Linked DNA regions of Homo sapiens: region 1 is linked to region 2. Evidence: chromatin loops called from intact Hi-C (ENCODE). Cell type or tissue: heart right ventricle. All regions are shown on one strand. Each heading gives the region's core, and the rest is flanking DNA. Links, peaks and the distances in the headings are about the cores only.

Region 1 (12,747 bases), core at 2,399-10,398, 80 kb before region 2:
ATGAAGCAAAGACAAACAGGGTGGAGGTCGGTGTTCTCCCTCCTACCCTTTCTATGTGGTGCTCATCATCAGTCCCCCTGTGTTGATTCTGATAGAGAACTATAAAATGAAACCTATGGGGAATTTGTCATTCTGAAATGAAAGCTAATGTAATTAGTACCAATTAAAGTACATTTAGTAAATTGGATTTAATCTTAATTAAGCCTGCATAATGTTGCCAATTTTTAACAATTATGTTTGAGAACATAATTAATTTAAATTTTGGTAACTGAGTAAATAGCATTAGTCTGGTAGAATTAGTGGATTTTTTTTTTTTTTAAAGGGGAACTTGGTGATATGACGTGGAATTGGAACATAAAATATGAATCTAAATTTCTGGTAATCTTTAGGATTGATAGAGCTAAGCAGATGAAGCAAAAAAAAAAAAAAGGATGAAGTATTCTAGGCTATAATGGGAATTAATGCTGTGCCATTGTCTCAAGTTCTAGCATAAAAGTGAAGATGACAAATAGGACATGGTTAGAAATGGCACATGTTTTAGTGTGACGTCTTCAAAATGGAATTTTTAAAAATGAAAGAACATAGGCCCTTATTCCCTAAGGATTTCCCTAAGTGTATGGTTTTTGTTTTTTGTTTTGTATGAGACAGCTGACCCAGGGTTTAGTTGTTAAGTTTTTTTGCTGATTGTTCTTCTTTGTAAATACAGTGTGGCTTCTAAATGGGTTGGTGGCTTCTAAATGGCACAGTGGGGTGATGCATGGAGTTGATAGCATTACTAAATGCTGCTTCTTCCCATCTTTCACCTGTAATGCTGTCATTAAAGAAGTCCTCACTGATGGACTCTGACAGCAGTGGTTACCATTCTAAAAAGTGAGTATTGGATATAGATTAGGAACAGTAGGTATGTGAATTCAACCTATAGGAACTATATGGAGATGAACATACCATCTTTTGAAAAGGGGAGCATGAGAACATCTATGACTTCCTTATAGTTAGTATTCTACAATGTGAAAGCTTCTTCATTTGAATTTTAGTAATCATCAGGAAATTTTAGAAATCTAAAACGCATAGAATCTGAAAGTAAGTACTGCACATTTATGTATGTTTTATGTGTGTATTTTTATATGTGTGTGTATTTGTGTGTGTGTGTGTGTATATATATATGTATATTTAATCAAAGCAAGAAAACTCCTGTTTCACTTAAAGCCATGTAAATTTTATTACGAGACTTGGGCCACAACCATTTGAGTGCTGCTAAAATATTAATTGAATAGAAATGAAAGGGCCTTGCCAACTGATAGGATATCATAATCATAGCCTCTTTGGTCGATGGTAAATGATGATAAATGACATTAGGAACCTTTTAGCAAACTGTAATAACTACAAGGAGGGAAGCAGTATGGATTTGCATTGTATCTGATACCCTCTAGTACCAAGTGGATTGCCAATACTGCTTGTTTAGCATTTTCTAAGGGCAATAAGATATTGATTTCTGACTTACAAGGAACAGCTCTATTTTCACCATTGAAAAGTATTGCAGGTTGTTAAGAAGAAATTGACTTGAAGAGGCCGACTGCTGCCCATCATGGAGCAAATAAAGCAAAACTGCCGAAGCATGGTGGAGCAGCGAGACGGGCCCTCAGCAATTTGTTGCTATTAATTTACCATGCTCGACAGCAAATCAATCGGCATCTACTTCATCTGCTGGAGAAAATGCTGTCCAGGGCAGATAAAAGGCTCGGCATGGTACAGAGAATAGACTGGATTGGCCAAAAGCAGGCTGCAGTTAATGTGTAAATAAGTGAAATCAAGGCCACTGTTGCAGAGGAAGCTGTTGTTAATTAGGTTGGTGTTTTTTAGTGAACTATTTTAGAAAGCAGCTAGGATTTGGAGAGTAAGAAGAGATTTATTGAGATTGAAGTAATACATGACTGGCATGACATTCTAGCCTTGAGTGTACTTGAATCTAGGGTGCAGTAAATTTATTTGGGGACACTGCTTGCTATGAAGTTTGTTGAAAGTTCATTTTAGACCACATTTCCCTTATGATAACTTTTTTTTTCAACCTTGCCAGTTTTTTGCACATCTTCTGTCTTATTGTGTACTCTTAGATTTAGAAGAGTAGATGGAGGAGTAGGTGTTTTAGTATGGAGGCACAAATGTGTCTGTTATATTCTTACCCAGTGCCTTTTTTTTTTTCAGAGATAGGTATAATTGAACTCTTGTATAATAATGAGAGTGAACTATCATGGAAGATGGGGTGTTCTAGCTGAAAGTAACTAATAAATGAAGATTTTGCTGACAGAACTTTATCTTGCTTCAGAAATATTAGGAAATAACAATCTAGAGGGCCTGAATAGTGGGTAGATACTACTAGATTATAAAATCTTAAAGATGACAAGTGAAATTTTGATGTCTGCATAAACTTCAGATACAATTATAAGACTATGTGTGTGGGGGTGGGAAGGGTTCTTGTGTTTTTGGTTTTCATTAAGGTTTAAAGCCACCTTTTCTAATTTAAGATTATTTACACGCTGATAATATTCCACAATTAATGTTAACGGAGTGAAGGGTATTGGTGGTGTTTTTTCCCCTTTACCTCTCATTTGGGCATTTTAAAATAGGAGGCCAACTTCATTTACTCCTGTTTAGTAAATCTAAATGAGTGTAGGTTTTAAATTAGATTTTTTCCCAAAACCCTTCAGAAGGTCTAGTATTAGGGCAGTTGATAAGTAAGTGGAAGCACCTTGGGCAGGACCCAGTGACCTGTCCTTTTACTTATTACAGCACCTGCACGGGAAGCAGATCTGGAGGATGAAATTTAACCTGTTACAGTGTGTGTATGTTTTAGGGTGTGTGTTTTCCGAATACTGTGGGGAGTTCCCTTTTTCCTTCTCCCATGATGGATTCTTTTGTCTTTCTAGAGATACCATAGGAGGATATCTGGATTTTTCACCTAAGGCAGTGATTCTTGAGTGAAATTGGAATTTCCTTTCAATAGAAGTAAACATTTATTATATATCTGGCTTGCGCTTACCACTGGTCTGGGCACACTGCCAAAATTCTTATCGTTAGTTCTCATAATGATCCTAAGACAGGGATTATATCCAATCAAAAGTTGATTAAACAGGGTCAGCTCTGCACAAGGTGATACAGCTAATAGTTGGTGGATTCAGGACTTCAAATAAATTTATGTGGGAGGATATCTCCTGGGAGATGGGTTTGCTATGGGTTAGAGATTCAGGCCCCAGTTCATTCCTGAAATAGAGAGTCCCTGAACTTTAGGCTCATACGCAGAACCTCTTGAGTTGGGGGATTCTCTGCAACTGCCTAGAGTCCATGGATGGCTCAGCCTGCCCTCTGCTTGCAGACTGCTTTCAGTGGGTGAGAGGGTGAGGTTGCTTTCACTCGGAATCTCCCACATGTGGGCTAGGGAAGCTGCTTGCTTATCAAGATGGAATTTGCTTCCTCCCTAGGCAACCTATTTCTCATTTGTTTACAAACTTGTTCTTCTCTTTAACTTTTATCTTTTCCTGTGGCTTATGAGAGTGCCTACAGACAAGGGGCTGTTTGTTAATCACCATCTTGTGGGCTTTTGAAGGGGGAAGCTGGGAGGGGAAAATGTGATGTTTTGTAGCCTCTTTGTAGTTTAGAAAGAGGTTCGTCGATGCAGGAAATCACACAACTCAGTTTTAAATGAAGGCAGATGTTTTGCTTTTACTGTTAAAAGAATTTCTTTGCAGCATTCAAACAAAAGGATAGTTCCTTTTCACTGCCCCTTAATCCCTGCTGGATATTATTTATTTGTATTTATTATTTTGATGGGCAAAGTTCTTTGTATCTAGGTATATATCACTTTGATCTGTGTAGGAATGATGGACCGGACTAATGAGCTACATCTCTAGGTGCTGTTGCAGCACTGGTGAAGGAGACAATACAAGCACCAGCCCATTGTTCTTCACATTCTTCATTTAATCTTTGCTTTCCTAGAATACATCTTTTTTATTTCTTCTTTTTTTTCTTGTGTTATAAGATAGGTAGAGGAAACCAGTTGGGAATTAAATGTTTAAAAAATGCATTTATAAGTTATTTGTGTTTGTTTTTAATGTGGCTTTTTTTTTTTTTTTTTGCCTTTGATGTGATTCGATGGTTTGGTTTACCACTTCTGGACAGCAATAATGTATTTGGTGGCTAGAGAAAAGAGGGACAGGGATGTGAGTTCTAGAAGGCACTTTCTTGATCCCTCTACACACCCTCTTAAAATGACTCCAGCGTTCCAGCAATGGTGGTAGGTTCAGTGGTCCTATACTAGCTAAGTTATTACCAGTTTTGTAAGCTGGGCTGTTGGAGAGAAGCAGGGGGGCAGCACATTTACGCATGGGCAATGGAGTATTTACACTGATAATGACAGTTTGCAAGGCTTAGGACTTGTTCAAAGTAAGTATACTGCGAACAGTTTATGAAATTATTACTCTAAAGAGGAAGGGCCTCAGAAGTTTTAGTCAGAAGCAAGAGTTAGAGCTGTTTTGTCTTTGCCTTAGTAATAGCTCTCAGTGGTAGTTGTTTTCTATCTATGGAGAGGGATTTAGCTGGCATTCATCACCACAAATCTATATACCCTCTCTCTTTTCATTGGAACTTACCCAGCATTTATGCCAGGCTGTTGCTATTTCTATATCATTGACCCAAAACTTATCCCTGGAGAGCTGCACGTGTAACCCTTATTCCATCCAGGGGTGACACATGGGCAGGGTGTGGATTTTCTTAGCTGGTTCATCAAATAAGCAGAAGAGAAGTACTCTGGGATACCCCTTAGGTACTCTGTCCTCTGGTGAGTGGATCGCACTGTCATCTCTTTTGAGGATTTGCCCACACACATTTCAAGAATTGTATGGTGGAGGCAGCTTCTGCGTTTCACGGAATGAAAGGATAACTTCTCTCCCGGTGCGAGACAATACTCTATCCCCAACCTGGGCTGGCTGTGGTGTGCTTGGGACCTCTGCAGGGCCCTGTTGCTTGCAGCAACCTAGGCAAAGTGAGAGGTTGGGGAAGGAGGAGGGGGGATATTGGCTTTTTCATTTCTTAGCAGGCTTATTTAACTCATTATTATTATTATTATTATTGTAATTTGGGTTCTGTCCTTATTTTCGAACTATGTATTCTGTTTCTGAAGGTCTGTGGATGATTTTGGTTATTGAATTTGAAACTGCAAGAAAATATAACTGGAAAGAATAGTCATAGTAGAAATTATAAGCACTAGTACTCTGTAACACCCTTTCTTTACAGAGAGCTTAAGGCATTTTATATGTTCTCTTTAATGTTCCTTATGTTCTGTGAAGCAGGTAGCAAGCTTGGATCCATGTATTTATTTAAATAGCTTCTGTCAGTGGAGTACCCAACAGTTTGCCAAGCAGTGTCATTCTACTGGCCTCCTTTAATAGATAACACTGAGGCTTAAGGGCTTAAGAGACTAGCCCAGTGTCACAGTCAGGGAGGATCAGCACGGGGGTGGAGATACCAGAGTTCACGCAGGTCAGCGAATGCGCCTGAGGTTGCATAGTGAGAGTCACTGGCAGAAGAGGAAATAGTAGGTTTCTTGACTTCCCTTCCAGGGCTCCCTTCGCTGACCATGCTGTTTCCAAACAGCAAATAACATGCTTGTTTCTATGATGTGTTTGGCTTTCTGCAACATGAGGAGCATGGTGATGCTACTGGCAGTCCAAGAGTGTTACACCGTCATCTCTAGTGAGAGATCTGATCTGTGTTTGTGTTTGAGGACAGCTCCTCCCTCCCCTCCCTTCTACCCTCTCATTGCCTCTGCCCTGCCCAAAGGGAGTCTAGGATCAGCAATATTGAAATATAAAGCCAAGGTCCACTTTTAGAAAAGTGCTTGATAAAACTGGCTATCTGGCATTCCTGAACTGTACCATGCAAACACACTGTGTTAGATACTTACCTGTTTATTTCCTGTCTCTCTCTCGTGCTAGATTGTAAGCTCCATGAAAACAGGAGCTTTTATTGTTTACTGCTGTGTACCCGGTGTTGAGCCCTGTGCCTATCGCATAGTAGATGCTGGTGCGCAATAAAATATTTGGTGAATGAGAGAATAGCAGTTAGAGCTAGCCAAGAATATGTGTGATTTAATATTTTTAAGGGTATATTAGGTTGCAAGATAGATAACAAATACTGAATCTCAGGCATACTTAGGTCTGTGTTGTCTACTAGTTTGTGGAAAAGTGACACTTGGAAAGAGGAAGCAAAAGCAACCGAACTTGCTGTGCCTTTGAGGAACAAGTTAGTATAGCTAAAGTAGAATGTATGTATTTTAGTATGTTGAGTCTGCCTTTTTAAAGATGAAAACATGAATCATTCCAAACAGAATTTAAAATTCAGTTTGAACGTCACTGTATCACTAGTCAGTGTTTATCTGAATAATTCTTTTACTATTAATAGGTCTGTGTACCTGTGGTTTGAATGAATGTGGAGCAATATCGATCTTGACTATATTGTGTGTTTAGCTAACTTCCCTGCAAATCAGTAAAAAATGCAAGGTTTTAGTTCTTTTCAAGGGACAAGGAATTTTGAAAATGTCTTAATTTTTTTTATTAGTAGAGATAGTATAACGTTGTTGAAAGAATAGTAATCATAACAGTAAGCAATTTTAGATTGCTTATAGTGTCGATAATATTTCACTTATTCTTACAACAATCTTATGAGATTATAGTAGTAGTATTATTTCCATTTTACGTATGTTGGGGCTGAGACACAGAGAGCTTAAATAGCTTGCTTGAAATCAGCTAGCCGGTAAAATAGATCTTGGGTTTGACTCAAGGTCAGAACGCTGGTATGACAGATATTTCTGCCTTATTCCAGTTGATATGTTTGGAATACTCCACCATCAGCATACTTACTACCTTCCCCCAAATGCTTGACTGATTCCGGAGCCTCAGATTCTAGTTCTGGCCTTGCTAGTCACCAGCTTTGTGATATTGCTGAGTACCGTACCTTTAAGGGCCATGCTTTTCTCATCTTTAACTTAGGGCGTAAGTGAACGCCCAGATCTCTTTTAGCTCTTTTGGTTAAAATGACCATTTCAGTTTGGTTTGTTGCTGTGATCCAGTGAACAGAAATTGAATTTTTTTTTTTCAGTCTTAGAAAGTCTCTTTTAGCACTTATTTTCAGAATTTTTAAAATCCAAAGTTACCCAATGTGCCTAGGAGTAGAAATGTATATTTATATACTATTAATACTTTATTTTTTATAAGGTACTTTCTCATCCTTTTTTTTCATGTAAACCCCAATAATAAAGCATTCCCCCCGTCCTGTGGATGAACACAGTGAGACGCAGATGTTAGATGACAAAGTTCTTCACTTAATTAGTAGGTGGTTTACAATTCACTGATTCTCTTATGGCCAGCGTTCAGGCTAAAGTAATGTTGACACAGAAGTAGAGCAATTTTCATAAAACATGTAATATAAAAGTATATATAACATAAAATATATCAGTATGTCTTTAAAGTGATTAGTTTTTGTACTTTTCCTTTGGCATATATTAGAAAACTTAGGCTGGGCACGTGGCTTACGCCTGTAATCCCAGCACTTTGGGAGGCTGAGGTGGGTGGATCATGAGGTCAGGAGATCGAGACTGTCCTGGCCAATGTGGTGAAACGCTGTCTCTACTAAAAATTAACTGGGCGTGGTGGCGCATGACTGTAATCCCAGCTACTCGGGGGGCTGAGGCAGGAGAATCACTTGAACCAGGGAGTCAGAAGTTGCGGTGAGCCAAGATCGCGCCACTGCACTCCAGCCTGACGTCAGAGCAAGACTCTGTCACAAAAAAAAAAAAAGAAAAGAAAATTGTGTGACTTCTGAAATTGTATGAATTATAAAGTGATCCAATAATTTTCTTCCAAAGATGTGCAAAGGGACTATGTAGCAGTTTATTACCTGTTGTGTAATTAGCTCCGGGGGTTACTCTTCTAGAATCTAAGGTAGGTGTCAGTTTCTCTAGCTTGAGGTAAAGCGTGTCTGTAAACTGTGGCTTACAGTGAGCTTGACATCTCAAGTCCTCAGGACTTTCTTGCTTTGTCCCATCAAGGACCCTTTCCTTAGGGAAGATAAATTCATTGTAAATAAATGACTTAATCATAAGTAGAAGAAGGGAGAAATGTTTAATCTTGGCCTTTTGGAGTTTATAAATCAAAGACACAGTAGAGATCAAGTTCCTTCATTAAAGTGTAGTTCCAAAAAGGAAGAATGTGGTTTTGGTTTTAAAAAATTTTTTTATTTTTAATTTTTAAGAGTACATAGTAGGTGTATGTATTTATGGGGTAAATGAACTATTTTGATACCGGCATATAGCATATAATAATCACATTCGGGTAAATGGACTACCCATCAACTCAAGCATTTCCCTTTTTTTGTGTGGGTTAGAAACTTTCTAGTTATACTCTTTTAGTTACTTTTAAATGTACAATAAATTATTGTTGACTGTAGTCACTCTGTTATGCTATCAAACACTATACCTTATTCATTCTGACTATATTTTTGTTTACAGAAGAATATGTTTTGTTCACTGCTGGTACCACTAGCACCTAAAACAATGCCTGGAATATAGTAGAAGAAATGAATGAATGAATGATGGAACAGCTAAAGGAGTGGTTTAATTTTTTCATTTTATTGCATTTCATGTAGCATCACATATTCTGAGTATCAGCCACCTTTATATAAGCTGTCTTCGTTTCTGAGTGCTTAGGGAGGGCCTGGCTTTATGCTGAGCAAAAAAGGCCTAGATAGGCAATCAGAGAGTGGGAGTTCTTATCTCAGTCTGCTACAGGTCCTTGAGCTGCTGATTGGCATTTTTAAAATTTAGAATTGGATTCATACTTTGCCAGATGATTTATTTCTAAGATATCTTTCAACTCTTAACATCATATGATGTTTAAATGACCAGCTTAAAAATAAAATTCATCCCTACTTCCATTGCTCGGTACTATAGGCATGCCATTTTAGTAAGTTAAGTTTTAAGATAATTTTTATAAGAGGAAATACAGCCAGGTTTTTTTTTGTTTTTGTGTTTGTATTTTTGTAGAATCTCACTTTGAGCAATGTTAGGCTATTGTGTGGACAGCTAAAACAATCCTAATATTGCCAGTGTTTCACAACCTAGAACCATCTGCTGTGTTGCTTTTTTTGCAGTTGTAGCTGCATCTTCCTGGTCCTTCTATAGGCTAAGAGCACATCAGTAAGTACATATAGTTAACAGATTTTTCATATGTATATCTTGGGCAAGTGTTAGTGATAATAAGAGCAGTTAAAATTTATCGAGTGCCCACTGGATACCAGGTAAAGCACTAAATGCTTCAGATGTATTAATTTGTTTAATTTGTAATCTTTTGAGGAAGGGATCTGATTATCCTTATTGTGTATGAGGAAACTAAGGTAAAGAGAAGCTGAGAAATTTGCCCAGGGTTATATATAGCTGGTAGGTTACAGAGTAGGGGTGTCAAGGCCAGGCATTCTGGCTTGAGAACCTACATTCTGGTTTTGAACCACTGGCAATAAATGTCTCATAAGTGACTATGGTAAACTTCTTTGTTTATCCTTGCGTGTGTGTGTGTGTGTGTGTGTGTGTGTTTTGAGATAGAGTCTCGCCCTGTTGCCAGGCTGGAGTGCGGTGGCGTGATCTCGGCTCATTGTGATCTCCGCCTCCTGGGTTCAAGTGATTCTCCTGCCTGAGCCTCCTGAGTAGCTGGGATTACAGGCCCACACCACCACTCGCAGCTAACTTTTTTGTATTTTTAGTAGAGACGGGGTTTCACCATGTTGGCCAGGATGGGCTTGATCTCTTGGCCTCGTGATCCCACCCACCTCGGCCTCCCAAAATGCTGGGATTACAGGTGTGAGCCACCGCGCCCGGCCTATCCTTGTTTTCTAAATGAAAAAACAAATCGTCTGCTTCTGTGTTCTGTACACAGTGAGCTTAAATGTTAAAAATAATAGCTGGTATCATTTGGGTATTTTGTTTTGCAAATTAACACACTAGATTAGTGGACTCATTCATTGGTTCATCTTTTATCACAGATTCTACTGTTTGTCCGTGGCTGGATAACCACAGGCCTCTAGATATTTTTGTACCTCTGACTGTGAGATTTCTAAAACAGGCATGGCACCTTCTTTTATAACCACGTGTCACATGGGAATGTTCAGGGAACTGTAAACTTTTGAGTGCCTGCCTGGGGTGGAGGAGAGATGGAGGTTCTTGGCTGGGTTTGAAAGGTTCTATATAGTTCTGGAATTTATATGCATAATTGTGTACCTTTTTTGTGGGGGCAGAATCCATAGCCCTTACTGGTTCAATGAGGAAACTGGAACCCAAACAAAAGAATTAGGGAGGTACTGTGCTAGAGCAGTGGTTGCAAACTGGAGCAGTTCCTTTCCTCAGAGGATGTCTGGCAATGTGATGATATTTGGGGTTGTCACAACTTGGAGTTGCTACTGGCATGTAGTGGGTAGAGTCTGGGATGCTGCTGAACATCTGCATGTACAGGACAGCCCTCTACAACAAAGACTTAGCTGGCCTAGAATTTCAGTAGTGCCAACACTCAGAAACTCTGCTCCAGAGAGAAGAAAATACTATTAAATTCTGTTGCCTTTTTATGGCCCGGAGAGTTATAGGTTTGGGGCATAATGACCTCTTTGAGTAGAGAAAGGCCAAGTATGAGCATTGTCTGGCTTCTCTAGTTAAGTCAATTTGAGAGAATCCTTTAAACGTACTTAACCTTTTCAGGTTTTTTCCTCCCTTTCCCATGATGATAAGCAGAGTGGGGTTGGTGGTAGTTAAGTTCTGAATAGAGATATTACATGATCCTTTGTAATCTTCCTTTTCCTAAAGAAGGGACCGTGATAAACCTTCTCGGTGGGAGGGACTTTTCACACTTAAGTTCAGCTTCTCACTGGAAATCAGCTTGATTTCCACTGAAAACATCCAGATCTTTGTGGTGCTACTACTGCGCAAGGCAGAAGACATTTTCAGTGGAGGTATTGGATTGGCAGAAATTTCTTTATGTGAGACCCATTAGTCCTGTCCCCCATCGAAGTCACTAGAATTAGTCTTACTCCTTGTCTAGGTTTTTCAGAAGTGTTGCCCTTTATTAGCCTTCCTTTGTCCATGCTGGGCATTCTCAGTCATTTTAACCATTCTCCTGAGACACCAGTCTGGTTGGTACCAAGATGTATATGATAGACCGGGCTGCCTGAGAATTCAACGTGACGTTTCTGGCCTGATTCTACCCAACTGAGGCATTAGGGCAGATCTTATTGCAAAGTAGCCCTTCTGCTCTTTCTCTTTAGGGCAAAGTACATTATATTTGTCTTTGTCATGTCCTGATCACACTGTAATACACAAAATGGAACCTTGAGTTTTGTAAGTAACCTGAGTCCACAATATGGGTTCGTTTTTATTTTTGAATGTGTGGGCGCTGATCAGTGAACCTGTTTTACTTGGACTTCTTTTCCCCCAACAAATTTCACTATGCTGCGCTATGAATGTGGGTGGCTGTTTTAAAGGCTTTTGATTTTGCGGGGGACAGAGAACTGTTTGGAAATGTGGTTTTACCTCTGGCTAGCTTGGTTAACCCCCCCAAAATATAGTCAACCTAAAGTGGCTAGTGAAAAAACAATAGCAGTTCTGTAGCTGCTTGTTTGCTTGAACATTTTTTGGGTGAGCTAGGGGAAGACAAAACACTTGTTTGGGCTTCTTAATGAAGAAATTGTGTCCCCAAAATTCCAATGTGTGCTTCTTAAGCTTCCACTCTTCTCTAGGTTCTGGGCATGGGGAGGTAAACTTTGGCACCCCTACTTGCTTGTAAGTTTTCTCTTTACATTTCAGAGGTGTCAGATTTAGGAGAGGCTGCTTGTAAGTTTTCTCCTTATATTTCAGAGGTGTCAGATTTAGGAGAGGCTGCGGCAGGCAAAGTACATTATGTACAAAAACCTTCCTTTTGTAATATGGGAGCTCATTTCCAAAGGCTCCATATGGCTAGCCTAGGAGGCTCATAGTAAAGACCTGCTTTAGTTGTAAGCAGAGCTGATAGGAGGGTTTTTTTATAATCTAAGCAATAATTTTTAGGTTATTTTGCATCAGTTTAGGATGCACACTTGTGAGGTGGTATTTATGCCTTCTTCCCAGATTAGATTTACAAATCCCACTTTCTTAAGATACTTGATTTTACATTTTGAATCATGCTTTTTTGCCACTTTCTTTCTGTTTGAGGCTCACCGTGCAAATTAACTTTCTAAACTGAAATATTTAGCTTCTCAAATGGAAATACCTGGAACTGGATTTATTATAAAGGTTAAGAAGATTATAACCTAAATACTTAAACATGAAAAAAGTAACTTAATCTTCATGAGATTGTTTTATTCTTTCATTGGGAGGGTTACTTGGTTAAGAGCCAGTAGTCCTGGTCACCTCAGAGGGAATGCAAAGGCTCTTATTCTTTCATCCAGCTAATGTTAATTAACCTCATACTATGTGCAGGTTGCTTTGAGGGCTAGCAGTTAGGAAAGGTAGGAGGCTTGCCTCCATGGAGAATCTAGTCTTTTTACTTCATTTGGACCACTGTAAAAAATATAAAGCAGTGCAGTGGATACACAGTTGTGACATAGGTGGAAGAGAAGGGGGTCTTTCTGGCTCCTTGAGTGATTAAGGATGCTGTTACGGAGGAGGTGGGCACAGTTTAGTGA
Region 2 (12,747 bases), core at 3,049-11,048:
AATTATTTTTTAGCTAAATGCTTTTCTCTGGGTATATACACTGTTTTTTTCCTGTGCAAATTCCTTGATTTTGTTTAAAGGTTTTTATAATGATTCATTCATTATTTGTGTTTAAGGCAATGCATTTTTATTCTGCCGCATCTGTATTTTGGGGCATAGATGACTAAAACATCATACATTGCTTTTTTCTATCCCCCATTTATTATGTTGACAATAAAGGTTTATCAGCGGAAAATTAGAATAAGGTTGTTTTTATGTTCAAATTGAAGGGCATGATTCAGGCCAAGAAAGCACTTTTGCCTCATTAATTGGGTGTTAACCGGTGAATGTGGGTTTTTAGTCTGAATTAACAGAATGATTACTTCATACACCCCTTTAAGTAGGAGTTTTACCGTTTGGGAGATAACTTGCTGGGATAAATTTGTATTACTCCAGACTTTAGAAGTACATATTGTAAAAAGGCAAAGGCATAAAATAATAGAAAGGTAGATTAAAAAGGGGAAATCATTGAAATCCACAGAACACTAAAGAGTGTTTAAGCAAACAAAACAGTCATGGACTTTTGGTATCTTCTGTTTTCCCCTCAGTAATCAGCAATCTGAGAAGAGAAGTTGTCTAATTAAGGGCTGTAACACTTCAGCATATCCACTGTAACCTAGGGAAAAATAAGGTGGGTCCACAGTGTCCACTCAGTCCTACTGATCTCCTCTGAGCAGCCCCCACTGCATGTATAGCTCATAGGTTAGATTTTGCTGGTGAAGGTAGGTGTTATGCTTACCCTTATTTCATACATGAGGAAAGGTTTAGAAGTGTGAAGACCTGTCAAAGGTCACACAGCCAGCGCCGCCCTCAAAGGAAAGCTCTTTGGGTAACCCAGTTTCATTCTCAGTTATTAAAAATCTGAAACATACTACAAAGTACAAAGAACGCCTCATACACCCAGCAACTAGGTACAAGAGCTATCAATATGTAGCCATATTTCTATCTATACTTTTTCTTTGCCGAAGTATTTGTATGCTCATTTTGCTCCTGTGTACTTCAATATGCAAAATGAACACATTATCTAAATAGTGGGCCCTTTTTTTTTTAGATAACCATAATGCCTTTAATCACTTAGTAAAATAATTCTTTGATATCTTCTAATACCCAGCTTATAATCAAACTTCTTTGATTATTTCAAATAATTGGTTTACTTGAAATGAGATTCGAATAGGATTCATTTTATTTTGTTGTGATCTCTGTTAGGTCTCTATAAATCTTTCTTATTAAAAAAATTTTTGTTTTTTGCCACTCCCTAACTCATAATTTCCTTCTCAAACTAATCTTCGATTTGTCCTCTTATACAATTCCACAAAGCAGATTAAGACTCTTCCCCTCAAGAAGCTAAAAATTTAGGGGAAGAGAACTTTACTTAGTTAGGGCATGGGGAATCAGGGATACCACCTAATAAGGAAATAGAAGTACTTAATATATTTTTAAAATCATATTTTAAAATATGTTTTTAAAAGCCTATCTTGAGCAATACTTATTTGGACAGTGGATTTGTATTTCAAATACATCATAGCCTGTGTTTCAAGGTTAAAGAATAGAAATAGAACTCTACCTTTTTACGGTCAGCATACATTTCTAGATATCTTACTCCCTTGATTATTGGTAAAATCCATTTCATTGTTCATCACCAATGTATACAGACAAACCTAGATTTCATTCTGTCCCATTCTCCCATCATAAGGAAAAGGCTTTTCCTGGTGTAATTCACCATGAAGTATTCTTGACACCACAAGGAAGCACACTGAAACATTTAGAATATGAGCCATTCTGTAGGAAGGCTATGCCAGGTTCTGCAACAATCCTCTCTACCACTGGGTAAGCTGAATATCAATAGACAAGTCACTTAACCTCCATGGATCTCAAGGCTGTAACTCAAGGCATTCTTCCAAGTATTTGGAATGTAGCTATTTTCTTATGTGTTATTTAGTCCTGTCCTAGAAACAAATTTTGAAATAAAAATCTTATACCATAGGTTATGTTTCAGCAATAAAGTTGGCCATACCATTAGCCAAGTAAACACAGTGGTTAGAAGTGAGGAAATCATTTGAGGGGTTCGGTGGTAGGGTGATAAAGTATGCCTTTCAAGCATTTAACGTTATAACTCTTTCAATTTCCCAAAATAACAAAATAAGATGGTAATTTGAAATTAAGTGTTTTAGCATTGCTATTGCTTTTTAATTATTTGTTTACAAGACTTTTAGGTATTTATTTCTACCATGTATTTTACTATTTACAGTTATCAAGGAACAGTTAAGAAGTTTTGTTCTATGAATCTATGATGCAGTAATTTGTTCAGTATTAATTGATACCTGCCTCTAGGCATGTAAACTGTGTGAAACGTAACAGGTGTCCTAATTCTAGAAAAATGTGTGGTAATTGTTTGTTTGTCAAACAGATGAATAAATATCTTTAGGGCATAGCTGGTCCTCAGGTGGTGAGCATAAATGGATTAATGATGTGAGTGACTCGGGGAGACACGCTTGTTTTGCAGCACCCTCCTCCGCCGATCGCTGAAGCAGAACAAATACTAATTAACAGGGGCGGCCTGGTTGGCAGGTTGGCTTTCTCCAGCTGATTTGGCAAAATGGTTTATTCCTTTCCCTCCATAAACCATCCCTCTTAGTTATTAGACATTTTCATACTGATGTTTAGTTAATTTCTAATTTTCTTAATTAGGATGCATTTCATCTCTTGCAAAAATATTATAACGTTTATAGTTAACATTTTTAAAAATTTAGAGGGGCCTAAGATTTAAGTTTTAATAGTTGACGCTTGAATTTCAAAAACATTTGTTTCTCAAAATGTAGATAATTCTTCCAATGGAATTATTCCAAAGAATCGTTCACCATCTTTTTTTTGTATTCTTACAGTAACACTAACCCCACTCTGGAAAAATTATAAAATCACTCATGGGGTAGTTTAATACTCTTGTTCTTCTTTCTTGAATTATTTCTGCAACACTTTCCTCTGTCCAACTTATGTATTTTGTTCTGTGGTGATTTGAAGTAGCTCAGCTATCTTCTGGGTTAAAAGACTTTCTACGCGTAGGACCCACCACTTTAATAAGGGCTGTAATTTTGGACTTAGAGAGTCATATCTGATTACTGCCATGGCAACTGCCTTGTGAAAGGGTTGAAGAGAATTCAGGCTTCATGAGAGAGTAATAGAAAGGAAGTTTGCTGAGGAGCTGAGTAGTACTTTCTGAAAGAGTTTTTGATGCTTTTAAATAAGGTTGCTGTTAAATGAAGATAATACAGTTATTTCAAAACTCAGTAATGCTGCTTAGACTTGGCAAATCAAAACTTGAAATGTTAGCATTGAATACTTAGTTGTTTTTCTTTGAATCTAAATATTGAATAAAATAAGTCACATTGCTTTAACTTTATCAGATTATTCATTATTTAGAACCAATCCAATTATTTTTGTATGTAATAAATTTTACTGCTTAAAAACAGTGTAAGCTGAGAGTTCTAGTATTGTAATGTAACATAAGAAATTCCCGCTCATTTGTGATAGTTGGAATTGGTGGTTAAGTACCCTCCTCCTCCCAACCCCTGGGTTCAGTTTTGCCTCTAGTTTTCCTTCACTAGAAACTGGAGAACAACACACACATACATGTAATCCGCTCACGTGCGGTCCACCTTTCTTCCTTCACACTGTTTAATATTCCATCCCCTCTGCATCCACTAAATGTTCGTGAAAAGCTTACACTTTCCCTCCCCTTTTACAGAAATGCAGGCAGTGAGGTGGAAGTTAAAATGTCTTAAGTATTCTTGTTGTAAGTGAACTTTCTAAGATATGGTGATAAGGGTGAGCATGAGGAATTCTTTTTCATGGAAATGGACTCATTATTTAATTGTATCATATCCTGAAGGATTCTTGAATCTTCTTTTTTAAATTGCTACTTTTCAAGTTGCTGACTTCAAATTTGAGAATAGAAGAGGGCTGGGAGAGGGGAGGTAAATAAGTTAGTGATGCCACCCAGTGAGAGAAGCCAGTAGGCTTATATAATAAGATCTCCTTGTTATTTATTGCTCCTTATGGTCATTTTAATTATTCTAGAGAATTTTGAGAATTCTATTCACTTATCTTTTTTTAAACTTCTGTTTTTGTGAGCGACATTTGGCCTTTTGAACAACAAAATAAAATTGGAAATGCTAATGTTTTGAGCCAACTAAAGGAGGAAAATAAAAATGTCACCATGGTAACAAAGCTGCTTTCTAGATGGTTTCCTAAGATATGCCTGAACTAGAAGCAGATGTCTGATTTGAGAATCTTGCCTCCTTCGATGTAAACAAATAACTTCTGGGCAGGTGTTGGAAATAATATGGAAATCCTATTAAGGGGCCCCGGGTTCCTGTCAGTCAGGAAACCCGTGCCACAAAAGGGCTGGTTGTCGCATAAAGGAGCAGAGTAAATTCTCATTAGGCTTGAGCTTTTCCCAGGAAATGATTGTCTCCGTGTGTTCTTTCTCCTGTGAATCTGAATGTAAGCTGTTGCTTCTATTGATCTATTCACTGGCTTTATTTTTCTCCTCTTCATTCCAGATCCTCCCTCGCCCCCACAAGCCTGTGTTCTCCCCCTCACCCACCCCTTCCCTTTAGATTAACACTTGATCTGTGCTACTGCTCTGAGAGTCGTGACATTTGTGATTTTAACCTCCCAACCTGGGTGGGGGTGGGGGTGGGGGTGGGGGTGGAGAAGGAGGGGAAAGTTAGTCTTGTTCCCTCAGCCTTTTTCACAAAGACTCTGGCTGATTGGGACTCGCACAGCTAGCGGCAACGGCAATCATGAAGACCATTCTGTGTACATTTACTTGAAGTTATATTTTTATGAATTAAGCAGAAACTAAAAGCTTGAAGAGACAGCTTTTTAGGAACTTTTAAAAACATAGATAGTTGTCTGGTAAGCCTCTGAGGCTGCCCTGTCCAATATGGTGTAGCCACTAGTCACATGAAGCTATTTAAAGTTAAAATGAAATAGAATTTTCAAACCCATTTTCCCAGTTATATTAGCCACATATCGAGTCCTTAGTAGCCACACGTGGCTGTAGAAACTGCCAAAACGGCAGAGATACAGAACCTTCCCACTGCTGCAGAGAGTTCTATTGGATGATGCTGCGTCTCTGACAGACTCTGATGAGGCTTGCTGGTTCTGACATTCCTTCTGGCTAAAACTGACTCCTGATACTCAAAAGCAAGGTTCCCCTGGTTTCATAGAAAACAAGGCATGTGTGTATTCGGGTTTGGGTGGTTGATGTGGTTAGCTGCACTAATATAGTAGTGATCTTTAAATGGTTGTAGATTTTTTTTTTTTGGTCACGGAACTGGTTGAGCAATATAAACATGGGTCTTCCCAAAATGGACCCCTAAGAGATGCAATTTAATGTTTCTAGATAGAAAGTTGTGGCAGTTTTGGGGGGAAGGGAGGAGTGCTTGAAAGCTATGCATAAGGGTGCTCTTTATAATACTCAGAAGGTTAAATGTGGATAAACACAAAACAAGGCTTCAGAAAAGCCACACTATTATTATGCAGCGTTTCTCGGACTATAGTCCCCGAGACGCACTTCATAAAGCCAATAAAGCGCGCACTGGTGGTCTCCCGTTGCCCTAGCAACGGGCCACGGGGCACAGTGTATGTGAAATGCATGAACATCTGTGAATTAATCTTTTTTAGTTTGTTCTTTTCTTGGCACTGATTGGACCACTCGGGCTTGTGCCTGTGACACTGCGTGCAGAGGGGTAATCTGGAGCAGTCCCCAGGGCCTTGCCCTAAAGTGGATAGTGGAATGGAAAGTGAAGGGAGATTTATCCCGGCAGTGCATTCAGCAGTGCAGGGATTTAGCCTGACAGCACTCTCAGCGGGATGTTATTAGCTTACTTTCTGGTGCATGGGGAAATGAATAAAAATTTTTCTAGTAAATCTGGGCATTATTGGGTTTATTGGGTTGCCCTGAAAAAATAATCTGCAGAGAAAATTGAAATAATCACTTGTGTTTGTACCACAGTTATCAGGACTTGAAAGCTGAGTTATTCCACATCCTTGGCCCAGCCCCCGCCTCAGGGATTATAACCAAACCATATTGGACTGTCACTGCTCTGAATGAGACTCCTGAATTGGATGCGTAGGCTGGAATCTGATTTGATGATAAAATCTGTTAGTAACCTAGTCTGACCTTATTTAGGGAAATTTTAAACTAAGCTGGTGACATTTTTGCCTTTGGGAGAATAGAGCAAATAATGACTAAATACGTAAGCGTCCAGGAACAGTACTTTTGTTAGTTAGTCCCCCACCCCTGACCTCTTCTGTTCTTTCCCTCCTCCTGCCTCCCGCTGCCACTTCTTCCCTCCCTCTTTTCAAATTGCCATCCTCCTTCTAGACTTCAGCATGACTGTACAGACTGTGTTCAGTTCCTCCTGTCAATACCAGATGTTCACTTGTAAACTGTTTTGCTCACCCTTGTCATTTTCAATTCCCTTCTCTTTTCTTCCTTTTTTCTCTTTGTGCCTCCCTTTTTTTTTCTCTCTCCATTCTTCCTTATGGGTCAACCCTCTTTCCTGGGGAGAAATGAAAGAAGAATATTACATATGAAATGTTTCACGATGGATGTAGTCTATTTGGTTAATTGTTAGGGTGAAAATTTCCTTTATAACAAATGTATTAAAACAGAAGTTCGATTGCATTAGTACTGAAAGGTATTTAGGTGGGAAGAACTCCTTGTCAATTCTGTATATGTTTTCCTTTGATTATTAAAAAGGCACAGCTATACCTCTGTATGTAGCTGAGAGATTTTTCTGATTTGTTTTTTGTTAGACAACTGACTAAAAATTATATTAATGGTTCCTGACTTTGAAACCTGTTGGTATTGACAGATGAACTTGCAGTCCAAATAAAATATTTAAATCAGTAGGTATTGATTCAGCAGCTGGAGGGCAAACAGGCCTGTACTGCATTGGGGGTGCACAGTAAAGATTAGATACAATCCCTTCCTTCAAATCATGTTCCTGTTAAAATATGGAATTGCGATATGCTGCCTTCTGAGTAGAATAAAATATATTAATGGATCGTTCCTCTTCATTTCTCAGAGCTTCTGGTGAGTCCTGAATTCTTTAAAATGTGCATATAAAACCAGTTTATGATGATGGGAGGACTAGCTCTGAAGGCAGTCTTCCCAGGAAGCTGCCCGGGCTGATGTGCAAATGCATGCAAACATGAACCTTTAGCAAACACTGACAGTAATGCCAGTGGCAACGTTCTGTCGACTCCCAATCGGGATATGGGCCTTTTACTCGAATTCAGAAAGTGTTTTGTAGGAATCGGCAAAACAATTGAACTACAGAGCTAAAATATTTATCATCTGATTTTTTGGCACTTGAATACCCTCACTTGCTTTTCAGGTGGTTTCTCTGTTTTCAAAATTAGTAAATAATTTTATTTGTTTTTTTGCTGCTCCCATTTAGCTCTGATGATATTTTCTTCTTTCAAGAGTATTTTTAAAAATTGCCAGCTTTCTAGTTGTTACTTGAAGCCAGCTTCAGAAGTAGAACAGTTAACACGGATTATTAGAGACCTTTAGAAGGAAGTAAAATTCTCAAATTTTATTTCTATGTCTTGGACTGTTATTTGGTTTTTGAAAGCACAATTTTTTATGCCAAGAACTAAAAATCTGTAGACACTGGTGGTAAAAAGTAGAAATTCCACAATTACAAGTGGCAGTGAGTAAACTGGCTAGAGTGAGAAGCAGGAATGAGGTGGAATGAGTATGAATCTCTGCTGTTTCCTTCATCTGTGTGTGTGTGTGTGTGTGTGTGTGTGTGTGTGGGTGGGGTTTTTTTTTTTTGTTTTTTTTTTTTTTTTTTTTTTGAGAAGGAGTCTCCCTATGTCACCCAAGCTGCTGCTGGAGTGCAGTGTCATGATCTCGGCTCACTGCAATCTCTGTCTCCTGGGTTCAAACGATTCTCCTGCCTCAGCCTCCCAAGTAACTGGGATTATAGGCACGTGCCACCACACACCTGGATAATTTTTTGTTTTTGGTATTTTTTAGTAAAGATGTGGTTTCACCATGTTGGCCAGGCTGGTTTCGAACTTCTGACCTCAGGCGATCCACCCACCTCAGCCTCCCAAAGTGTTGGGATTACAGGCGTGAGCCATCACGCCCCACCCCTTCATCTATTTTTAACAGTTTCTTAAAATCTCTGTCATGTTCCTATGTACTAGGCTGGTAAATAGCCATAATTCTTGAATTTTATTTTTAACTTTTCTACTCTTACTGTGTTTTAAAAGCAGTAATAGAAATAAAATCAGCACTTTAATTAGTGTTGTAGATATGTGTATCTATAAAAGTGAAAATGTTTAGGGGAAAAAAATGCTGCTTGTTTTCTTAGACACACAACATTACATGGAAACATTTGGTGATTGCAGTGGCTTCAGCATTTTAAGACTGGGCTACCAAAAACTGTACCTGATACTTAACCTGTTGGGCCTACCCAGGGACAGTGAAAGAGTCCAAATGGAGGCCCTCATACCATACACTGAAGTATTTAAAAGTTATAAATCCAATAAATAAATACACCTTAGTGATAACCTGAAAGACCAGGTTGGAATTTAAAATTCTCAGGCACTTTGGAGTTCATTGCTTTAACCACGTGGGTCCTCACGTATTTTCTTGTACACACCCTAGTTCTTACTTCAAAGCTTCATCGAACCCCTACAGCTGCGCCCAGATCTAGACACACTCAAACCAGCAGCTTGATCTAACCCTGGGAGGCTTCAGGAAGAGGACTGAGACTGAGTAAACCCTGGAAGTGGGCCTGGGGTGTTAGGGCAGGGAATTTCAGGGTCCTGGGTACCCAGCTCATGGTGTAGAGGCCACGGACAAAGGCTGTGTGTGGGCATGCCCCCTTGGTCTTACAGGGTGTTGCTCAGCCAACTGAGGGCCAGGGCCCACGTCAGGGGCCCTTCTCCTTCTCGCCAGGCTGCTTGGTTTGTACATGATTTCATAAGCTATACACTTAAGAGGAAAGAAAGGGAACTTAGAACTGTTTTATCTTAAAATAATTCTTTGTTAAATAAATGTCAATAGTTTTAATCAAAATTCATCCAGGGAATTCTAAAATATAACATACATATACACATATATATATGTATATAAAACATTAAAGATAATCTCTAGGAACAGCTGCTTTGACACTGTGTTTTATAGTCTGTTTACGGATGTGTATGTTTTTAAAATACTCCATTAAAAATCCGAAATGCGTATCCTGCCTATTGGAAGTGCTTGTGAAAGGAAGGTGGGGAGTTGGGGTACCATTTAAAGCTGAGCAAGGTAAAGATAGTGTGGAGCTTCGAAGTCAGGATTTTCTACACGACCCCACCCTCAATCTGGTCCACATAGTAAAGATTGGATGCTAGTGAAAATGCCAGGCAAGGGTTAGGCCTAAAAGGATTAGTCATGAAGATTCGAGATTCTTAAACTAAAGATTATCACTGGGAACTAACTCGGGTCATGATTTCTCTTTTCATCTGCCTTTGTTCCTTTTATGCACTTCCACAGTTGGACAGCTGGAAGTGCCACAGAAATATTTGAAGAGCCCTATTTAGTAGTTTACGTGAAAAGTCGTTGAATAATTCACATAACAAATGATTAGACAAGCACTTGTCCATCTGACTGAATTATTCTACATGTTTGCCCAAGCAACAAAGGAGAACAGCGTTTCCTCCTACAGAGGGTATACAGTGGTGGTATTGACCCATCTAGTTACTGGGTGGGTTTCAGTCTTTTGTTGACATTGTTGTTAATGAAAGCAGCCCAGACGAGCTGTGAGCAGCTGGGCTGGATAATTGTGAAGGATTCATGCTTGTTGCTGTTACCCCCAGTGTTTGCAGTGGGTTGTTTGCTTTGACTTTTGTTGAACTGTTGACAAAAGCATTAGATACAAATGGGAACAAATAAAGTGGTGAGATGCCAGGAGGGCTTGGCAGGAGTAGTGGTTTTCTTTCTGACTGAAGTGGAGGATGTCGGAACGTATCTAGATGGGAAGTGGAAGGTGTATTCGGTGTGTGTGTTTAGCAGTTTACCCTTCCGATACCAAACTGGAAAATTTTGTTGCTTATGTACCTTGGCTCACAGAGGTGAGAGAATCAAGGAGGTCACCGTATCTTGTAACCCTCAAAAAGCCACGCTCTTTACCATGCCAGTCAGGTGGCTTGCAGGCCAAGAATGTTACAACAGAAATAGTTTCCAGATTCCCCCTCCTCAACTTAAAACAAAATTTTAATAATAGAAGTATTTTGGACTGGGGAGATGACAGGCATGACGTTGAGGTGGGGAGGATTAAGAAGAACAGTATATGCTAAAATAGTATAGCTAGCAAATGGAAGTCATCTACTGGAACGCTTTTAATTTGCTTTAAACAAAATACTCTTTTGTATATTCAAATGGAGAGTAGCTCAGCTGTTGTGAAGCCAGAAAATTAATGGTATTTTTAGTGAAATAGCAAAAGCATGTCAACAATGTAGCTGCAGATGATAATGCTGGCATTTTATTCATGAGGAATTATCAATGCAGGTTACTGGACAACATAGTGTGACTGAAAATGATTGAGTGTCGGAGAAGCCCGCCATCCTTCTGCTCGATTATTTCATTTTGCATTTAGGCTTCCCCAGGCTTCATTTGTGCATGTATTTTCCCTATCACAAACCAAAATATAAAGTCTCCCTGGCTTAGGATTGTATGCATATTTTTTCTTCCTTTAAAATGTCTCCAAATGAAAGTTCCCCTTGAGTATTGACTCAGAAGCTGAGGAGTTCATTTTCAGTGCACACATGGTCAGTGGAGGTGGTTAGGCTTCAGAGATAGGTCCCTCTGAACAGTTTATCTAAATAGGTCTATGGCAGTTGTTTAAAAGCCAGCAAAACTCACCACCGTTTGATAGATGGAAATTGTCACAGAATATGCCTTCTCTGACAAGTAGAAGATTTGGAATAAGTAGTGAGGCCAGAAAAATGTTTAAAAAACATGGGCAAGAATAGGCAGAAACTGTATTTAGGCAATTAAAATGTCTTTTGGAAGAGTGCGTTTCAGTGATAGTTGAAGAGTTACTAAAAATATATTTGAATAGTCAGGAAAATTAAGCTATGTCTTTTTTTTTGGCCTGCAGTTTTGGTCTGAGGCGCTCTGGGCACCATCACTCACATTGTTTTGTTGGTATTATTTCACCTAGTGTCTGAGCAAGGAAGAGGCTAAGGCTTCCTTTCAACATTCTGTTCTCCAACCTCATTTATTGGATTCCCCTCTGCTACTGGTGACAAAAAGAATGGATTATACCTTTGTGTAATTGTGCTTGTTCCAGTACTTCATGTGACCAAATCTAGGAAAGAATAGGAATTTACTGAGTTTGTTAAAAGTGGGAATGGCCCAATTGTTTTAGTCTTTGCAGCATCTTAATCCTAGAGAGCAGTGACCAGTGAGAAGAGGTCAGGATTTTCTCAGAAATGGGGGCATGCGTTACATGGCTGTGCTCCACTCAAAAAAGTTACATGAATGCTCCCCACGTTTCAGCTCTCAGAAGATATTTTGCTTGTTTCAGTACTAGATGGTCAAATGGTAAAGGCCTAGATCTGAAGTTCATGAGGAAGAAACCCCTGAAATGACAGACACTGAATGGGGATAAATGCATCTATGTGATTAAGTAGTTGGTAGTTCTTCCAGGGTTTATTACTCAAGAGAGGAGGTAGGGAAATCGTGCAAGTAGAAAACTTGAAAAGACTCACCTTAGAGGGGATAGCTAAAGAGTAAAATGAGTAACAGTTAAATAAGAAAAAAAAAAGAAAGAAAAAAAAACTTGAGAAGACAATAAGGCAAGAAGTTTATCACCATTAACAAGCCAGAAGAAAGAAAGAGACTACACCGACTTGACTCAGCATGACTCCAAAATTATGAGACCCTGGGCAAAAGCACAACAAAAGGCTCACAAATGAAAAGAATGAGTTCAAGAGAAATTTACTTAGGCCACGTCAAAAAGATTGGTACACTGCACCCTCAGGCAGTGACCAGAGATGCAAGGGTAAGCATATTTTTGTAAAAGACCTGTTTTACAGACAGATATGCCTCAGTCTTTCCTCCCCCTCCTTTCCCACTGCTCAAGCAGGTATTCATGTTTGCTGTGCTTTTAAAGCTAAAATATCACCCTTGTTAACGGTGACTCAAGGTGACTCTACATACTCTGTTCAAACTGCATTTCTTAAGGTTGGGAAGCTGGTGTGTGTTGGGACCTGTCTACTTCTGTGCATGTGGCATGCTATGAACTCTAGACAGCCAGTAGGCAGGAAACAGTGTAGCAATACCAGCTAGACACTCATCCTCTGGAACCAGGTGGTCTGGGTTCAAATCATGCCTTATGCTATTTACCATCCTTGTGATTTTTGGCAGTCTTCTTCTCTATCTGTGTAACATGGGAGTGGTAAAGTTGCCCAATATAGTAGGTCCTTATTGGTTTTTTTTTTGTTTGTTTTTTTAGTGTACAGTATGAGTAATTTGAAAATGACCTGGTTGTGTTTATTCTTTGGAGGGTTAATATTTAAATTAACTTGCATTCCACAAACAAACACAAAACTAACAGCAGAAAGGAGCAAACTAGAAGTGTGCCAGGCCACAGGGAAATTATTGAGATTAAATTTTGCCTAAAAAAAAATCTA

The links. Hi-C counts contacts between places; a loop is a spot of excess contacts. Peaks named below come from ENCODE experiments on the same cell type or tissue, not always from the same donor. Only the 100,000 strongest peaks of a DNase experiment are listed, where the experiment ranks them.
Region 1: a loop joins it to region 2, with 2.2 times the contacts of the local background. A loop is called at or near these places in 35 of 110 quality-filtered maps.

What each region holds. Positions count from the first base shown.
Region 1 is chr9:79,578,528-79,591,274 of GRCh38, forward strand. All of the region lies in intron 4 of TLE4 (TLE family member 4, transcriptional corepressor), which reads left to right. Among named protein-coding and RNA genes, the nearest start is that of TLE4, 13 kb to the left of the region's middle. RefSeq lists a silencer at 5,444-5,543. In heart right ventricle, for the core only: no CTCF peak of the experiment used is centred there; a DNase peak (open chromatin) is centred at 5,544; H3K27ac peaks cover 2,038 bases.
Region 2 is chr9:79,658,326-79,671,072 of GRCh38, forward strand. All of the region lies in intron 8 of TLE4 (TLE family member 4, transcriptional corepressor), which reads left to right. Among named protein-coding and RNA genes, the nearest start is that of TLE4, 93 kb to the left of the region's middle. RefSeq lists an enhancer at 2,880-5,294. In heart right ventricle, for the core only: no CTCF peak of the experiment used is centred there; no DNase peak of the experiment used is centred there; H3K4me3 peaks cover 480 bases; H3K27ac peaks cover 1,458 bases.